2 separate regions of the Homo sapiens genome follow, and region 1 is linked to region 2. A link is an interaction called in ENCODE POLR2A ChIA-PET data of the cell type or tissue named here. Cell type or tissue: PC-3. All regions are shown on one strand. Each heading gives the region's core, and the rest is flanking DNA. Links, peaks and the distances in the headings are about the cores only. Region 1 has its middle 48 kb from the start of LNCAROD. Region 2 has its middle 37 kb from the start of LNCAROD.

What was found. Peaks named below come from ENCODE experiments on the same cell type or tissue, not always from the same donor. Only the 100,000 strongest peaks of a DNase experiment are listed, where the experiment ranks them.
Region 1: POLR2A ChIA-PET joins it to region 2 with 16 read pairs; 3 of 35 experiments call an interaction of 5 or more read pairs at or near these places.

What each region holds. Positions count from the first base shown.
Region 1 is chr10:52,517,242-52,520,172 of GRCh38, reverse strand. No RefSeq gene overlaps it. Among named protein-coding and RNA genes, the nearest start is that of LNCAROD, 48 kb to the right of the region's middle. In PC-3, for the core only: no CTCF peak of the experiment used is centred there; a DNase peak (open chromatin) is centred at 1,282.
Region 2 is chr10:52,431,624-52,434,554 of GRCh38, reverse strand. No RefSeq gene overlaps it. Among named protein-coding and RNA genes, the nearest start is that of LNCAROD, 37 kb to the left of the region's middle. In PC-3, for the core only: no CTCF peak of the experiment used is centred there; a DNase peak (open chromatin) is centred at 1,304.

The DNA of each region.
Region 1 (2,931 bases), core at 123-2,622, 86 kb before region 2:
TTTATCACAGGTATGTATGTATAGGAAAAAATATAGTATATGTAGGATTCAGTACTATCTGTGGTTTCAGGCATCCCCTGGGAATCTTGGAATGTATCCCCATGAATAATGGGGAACCACTATATAGTAGAATTAACTGGTAGGGTGAAGGCTTCTTTGAGTTTAGTGATCATGAATTCATAATAGAACTTATGTCTATTTCTGTGGCTTTCTCTGGCAGAACTCGGATGTTTGTAAGCAGCCATGGAGACAGAGATGGCTTGATCATTCTAGGATTGGAGTTAGATCATATAGCATAATAAAAGACAGATTTCAAATTATTTTGGAATCATTCAGAAAATCCTGTGTTTTCTATGAAGAGTTTTGTTTTGTTTTCTACAAAGAGAAGAGAAAACCCTATCCACTGTCATTTTGTCACTGTCCAAAAATGATAACTAAATGATGTGACTCAATATATAAATAGGCATGAAATAGTTAAATTGGAAAACTCAATACAGCTTGCTATAGCTAAAAGTACTTCCAATCATGGAGGGGAAAAAATAAGAAATTATAAATAGAGCTTCCTAGTTACAGAGAAGAATCTTTCAAACAATACTCAGCCAGAACAACAGCAGAGTGTCCCTGTATAAAGCCCCCAAAGGCCTGAACATCTTCATTCACAGGTAAAGAGATTTAATAGTAGGCTTTTGGGGCATTTGATAATAGAGGTGCTTGTATATCAGCTCAAAAGGTCAAAACTTCTCTATTACTCTATTGTTTTCCTAAGTGGTTTTTCTGAGGATAGGATCATGGGATACAAATAGGAATTCTGGTTAAATAAAAATACATTCCATGATTAAGTAAATATAGAAAATCACTTAAACAGAGTTAGAGTTTTGTACTGCAACACCTTTTTGCATGTTAGAATAATCTACGAATTTCTAAATATTGATTAGAGCATAGAAATTTTCCAGGATTATCTGGGCAGAAACTTTTTTTTTTTTTTTTGAGACAGAGTTTCACTCTGTTGCCCAGGCTGGAGTGCAGTAGTGCAATCTCGGCTCACTACAACCTCCACCTCTCAGGTTCAAGTGATTCTCCTGCCTCAGCCTCCCAAGTAGCTGGGATTACAGGCGCCTGTCACCACGCCTGCCTAATTTTTGTATTTTTAGTAGAGATGGGGTTTCACTATGTTGGCCAGTCTGTTTTCGAACTCCTGACCTCAGGTGATCTGCCCACCTCAGCCTCCCAAAGTGCTGGGATTAAAGGCATGAGTCACTGTGCCTGGTCTGAGCAGAAACTTTTTATGAGAAGTAGCTGGTGACTGTTGCAAAATATTGTTCTAGAAAAGAATGTCCACTTTTTCACACAGGAATTTATTGTGGTGTTAATTGGACAGTCCTTTGTTTTTTTCTTTTACATAACCTACATTCCCTGTGCTATAATTTAAATTAGGATTTCTCAAGCATGGCCCCAAATCACTTGCATCTGTACATTAGCACTTCTTGTTAAAACTGCAGATTTCTGTGCCTTAACTCAGAGCTAAAGAATCTCTGAAGTGGCACCTAGGAATCTGAGTTAAAGCAAGTACCCCAGTTACCATGTTAAAGTTTGAGAACTGAGGATTTCAGTCTACTTCCTCTCTCCAGTTGTCATCAACCTGTCATCTTCCTTCCATCAAAACTTGATTTTTACAGGCTATTTGTGACCCTGCACCCCTCTGCTGGCATGCTGCAAGAGACTCCTTCTTTACATTCTTCATCTCTGGTTTGTTTTTAATTCTTTTCTGGTGATATACAATCTTTTAAGAGTAGAATTTGCTAAAAACTTTACATGAAAACTTTCCTTCAAATAAAAAACAATACCATTTATGTCTATACCAGTAAAAGGGGGAGATTAGAAATTACCTAAATAATTTTATTCATTCAAAAATCTTGCCTATTTGTTTGATAATAAAAAAATGTATTTCTTCTCCAATAGATGAGGAGAAAAATGGCTAAATTATTCAGAATATCACAGGATTGCCCACTTTGGGATTAAATTTCAGAGTTCTCTATTAGCCAAGGCATTCAGTGAGTGAGGTGATCTGATTGGTTAAAATGTTATCAATCAAGAAAAATATTTAAAACATGAAATTTCACATACCACAAAATACATTTTACCTTCATATTGTATTAAAATGCAATAAATGTTAATAATTCAGTGTGTAATTCAAGTACTTTTATAGGTATTAATAAGTTATTTAATTATTTCTATTTAATTTTTTTTCATAAATTTTTTGGTAATTTGGGATCTAGACCAATATACCAGAATATAAAATTTTAAAGAATTTGAATATTTGTTATTCTGCAACTAATGGACAGATTCCTAATCTCCTATAGATCTCAATTTCTAAGAGTGTGAACTGTAATATGGAAAATTGAACTGTAAGACAGAAGAGCTGAAATAGGGTACATTTACATTTCCCTCTAGTTCTAAAACTCTAATTTCATTAGCTTTTTGTTTTATTCATGTGCAAATATACACACATAGAACTTAAACATGTTAGATTGAAAGGCACTGCATATGTAAACTATATTCCTCCAAAGATAAGAAAGATGGTCCTCATTAAATTTATCTGTGGATATTAAAATTCTTGCCTCCCATCAGTAATAAAATAGATGTTGCTTTTCCTTCCATTGACTCTGGTCACATGCTAAACTAACTTAAAAATAAAGCAATTTATTCCATATAAAGGAGAACTTGCTTTCAAATGTATATTTACATTTTGCTTAATTAGACTGAGGAGTGCATATTGGAAAAGTTTGTATGGTACTGATTACTATTTGGAATGCAGTGTCCCGATTGAAGCTGTAATAACTACAAGTCAACACAACTTGTATCAATAGTTGCAGCCATGCAGGAGCCACAGCTCCGATGTTATGTCTCTTGTCACTAGCATGTGCCATTGTG
Region 2 (2,931 bases), core at 108-2,607:
TATGAATATGGAAATTCTCCCAGAAAATATTGTTGATTGAATAAAAGCAAGTTATAAAACACATAAAGAATGATGTAATTCATATAAATAACCAGAAAGTAATATGATTGTAGAGTGAAGGCTGAGGCAGGGGTGGGAATGGAAACTGTCAATTGAAAAAAATATATGGATCTGTATCTCGTGAATGTCTAAAGAGATGTTCCCATGCTGTCTAATAGGTAGTCAGTAGCCACGTGGGAGTTATGGAGCTCAAAAAATATGGCTCATCTGTCTGCAGGTATATATTTTAAATTTTATTTAATAATTTTACTTAATTTTAATTTAAGTAGTCCTGTGTGGATACTGGTAACTGTATTGAGTAGTGCAGCTCTAGACCATCAGCCATATAACAGAGTAATACACTTCCACTTACTAATATTCATTTGTATTATATTTATAAATAAAACTTCTGCCACTGACCCTTATAAGCTGTGACTTTGGGGACTAACCTCTCAGAATGTTTAAAACTATGCTGTCCAGTGAGGAACACACTAGCCGTATGTAACTATTGAGCTGTATATTTTCAATATGTTGAGTTAAAATAAATATACTGATAAATTAATTGTAGCTGTTTCATTTTACTTTTTTAATGTTGGCTACTAGAAATTTAAAATTACTTATTTGGCTTGCATTATATTTCAGCTGGACAGTGCCATGTAACACAGTCAAGAAGCCTGGCTATGCTTTCAGTCCCGGCACTTCACATACTTCATTATTTGGGGGTAAATTACTTAACATCTTTGATCTTTGATTTCCTCATACAGATCCTGCCAGCTTGATAGGGTTTTAGTGCAATGTAATGGAAAATAATATAAATGAAATCATGTTGAAGACAATATAGAATAAGACTATCCAATACATTTATTCAGAAAATTATCTCAATAAGAAATACATGCTTCCCAGTTGTTAAGTCACAGTTGAAGTTAACTCAAATTTTCAATGGTGGCTTACTTCCTCTGGAAGTTTAATGTAGGATCTCAACATTATAGATGTCTGTCTAGCTAACTCAAAAAGGTAATCCAAGAATCCAAGATCTGCAAATGCACATTTTTTTTCCCAAAATTCTGGTTGTCATTATCTTAGTCTAGTTCAGATTAAGGCAGTTATAGTAGAAGCCAAATCTAAGAGAAGATTTTTATCTTAAAATTACCCTCCGAGGTCAAAAATCAAAGCCTCAGGGAAGATATATAACCAGAAATATAAATGGAAAGAATTTAGAAGGTAGGCAGTATATGTTGTTCAAGTTTTTCATGACTCGAAATTTGTCATCCCCATCTATCCACTTGTTTGGTAACCATTTGAAAGCTAGCTTCTATTGCCACCACTCTGCTAAAATGCTTTACAAAGCTTACAAGATACCTTTTTCCATGTTAAATCCAATGATGACTTTCCTGTCCTTATTTTCCTATATTTACCTGCGACATTCAACTATTGACTCTCCTACTTCAGGAAAACAGCAGAACTCCTGGGAATTTGTTAGAAATGCACATTGCCTAGCACCAGTCCAAACCTATGCAAAAAAACTCTGAGATGTGATTTAACAATATCTGTTTTAACAAACCCCCTAGGAGATTCTGATGCACACTCACATTTGAGAACTAATGAACTGAATGATTATACAAGGTTTCTTGGGATTCCAAGTTCTATCATTGTCAATACATTTTATTATTCTAATCTAACATGTGGTGGGGGGGTTTTCTTGGGAGTGTTCAACTTAACTTCTGAATGAGATAAATCCCCAGATCCTGAGACACTCTTTGATTGGAGAGTATCACTCAAATTCCTATGGAAACATCACAGTGGGGATGGAGCAGGTTATGCAAATGACAAAGAAACAGAGGAGTAGAGATCATTTGATTTAGTTGCTCCATAGCCTGAAGGAAAAAGCGTATATCATTCTTTATATTTCTCTCAAATTTTGTCACTAGAAACAATAGTTTCTATTGGGACATATTTCTCTCAAATTATGTCACTAGAAACAATAGAAAAAATTGTACTTCTGAAATATTATAGTTTATCCAAGCTTTATGTTTTTATTCAAAACTGAAATGAGCCCTCAAAGAACTAAAAACAGAACTACCATTTGATCCAGCAATTCCATTACTGGGTATACACCCAAAGAAACATAAATCATTCTACCAAAAAGACGCATTCCTATGTTTATCACAGCACTGTTCTCAATAGCAAAGACATGGAATCAAACCAGGCGCTTATCAGTGGTGGATTGGATAAAGAAAATGTGGTTCTTACACCCCATGGAATACTATGCAATCATAAAAAAGAACAAAACTATGTCCTTTGCAGCAACATGGATGCAGCTGAAGGTCATTATCTTAAGCAAATTAACATAGGAACAGAAAACCAAATACCACACGTTCTCACTTACAAGTGGAAACTAAACGTTGGGTACTCATGGACATAAAGATGGCAACAATAGACACTGGAGACCACCAGAGGGAGGAGGAGGAAAGGGAAAAGAGGGGCAGGGGTTGAAAAACTAACTGCTGGGTACTATGCTCACTCCTGAGTGATGGGATCACTTGCACCCATACCTCAGCATCATGCAATATACCCATGTAACAAACCTGCACATGTACCCCTGAATTTAAAAATAAAAGTTAAAATTTTTAAAAAAAGAAAACTAAAATGAGCAATAGGCCAAAGAGAGGACTGCATGATTCCAGTAGTTTTTGTCACGGAGCTTTAAGGCAACTAAAGCTGTGAGTTAGGTAGAGCAATTGAACATCTTTAGTGGGCAAATTAGAAAGGAAAAAAGGTAGAGGAAAGAAGATGGCCATTTTTTTTTTTAATCCAAACATATTTTCCATCCTTACAGAGGTAATCCATGGGCAAAGGAAGAATTATCCCCTTCTAAAACCCTCAAATGCTGGC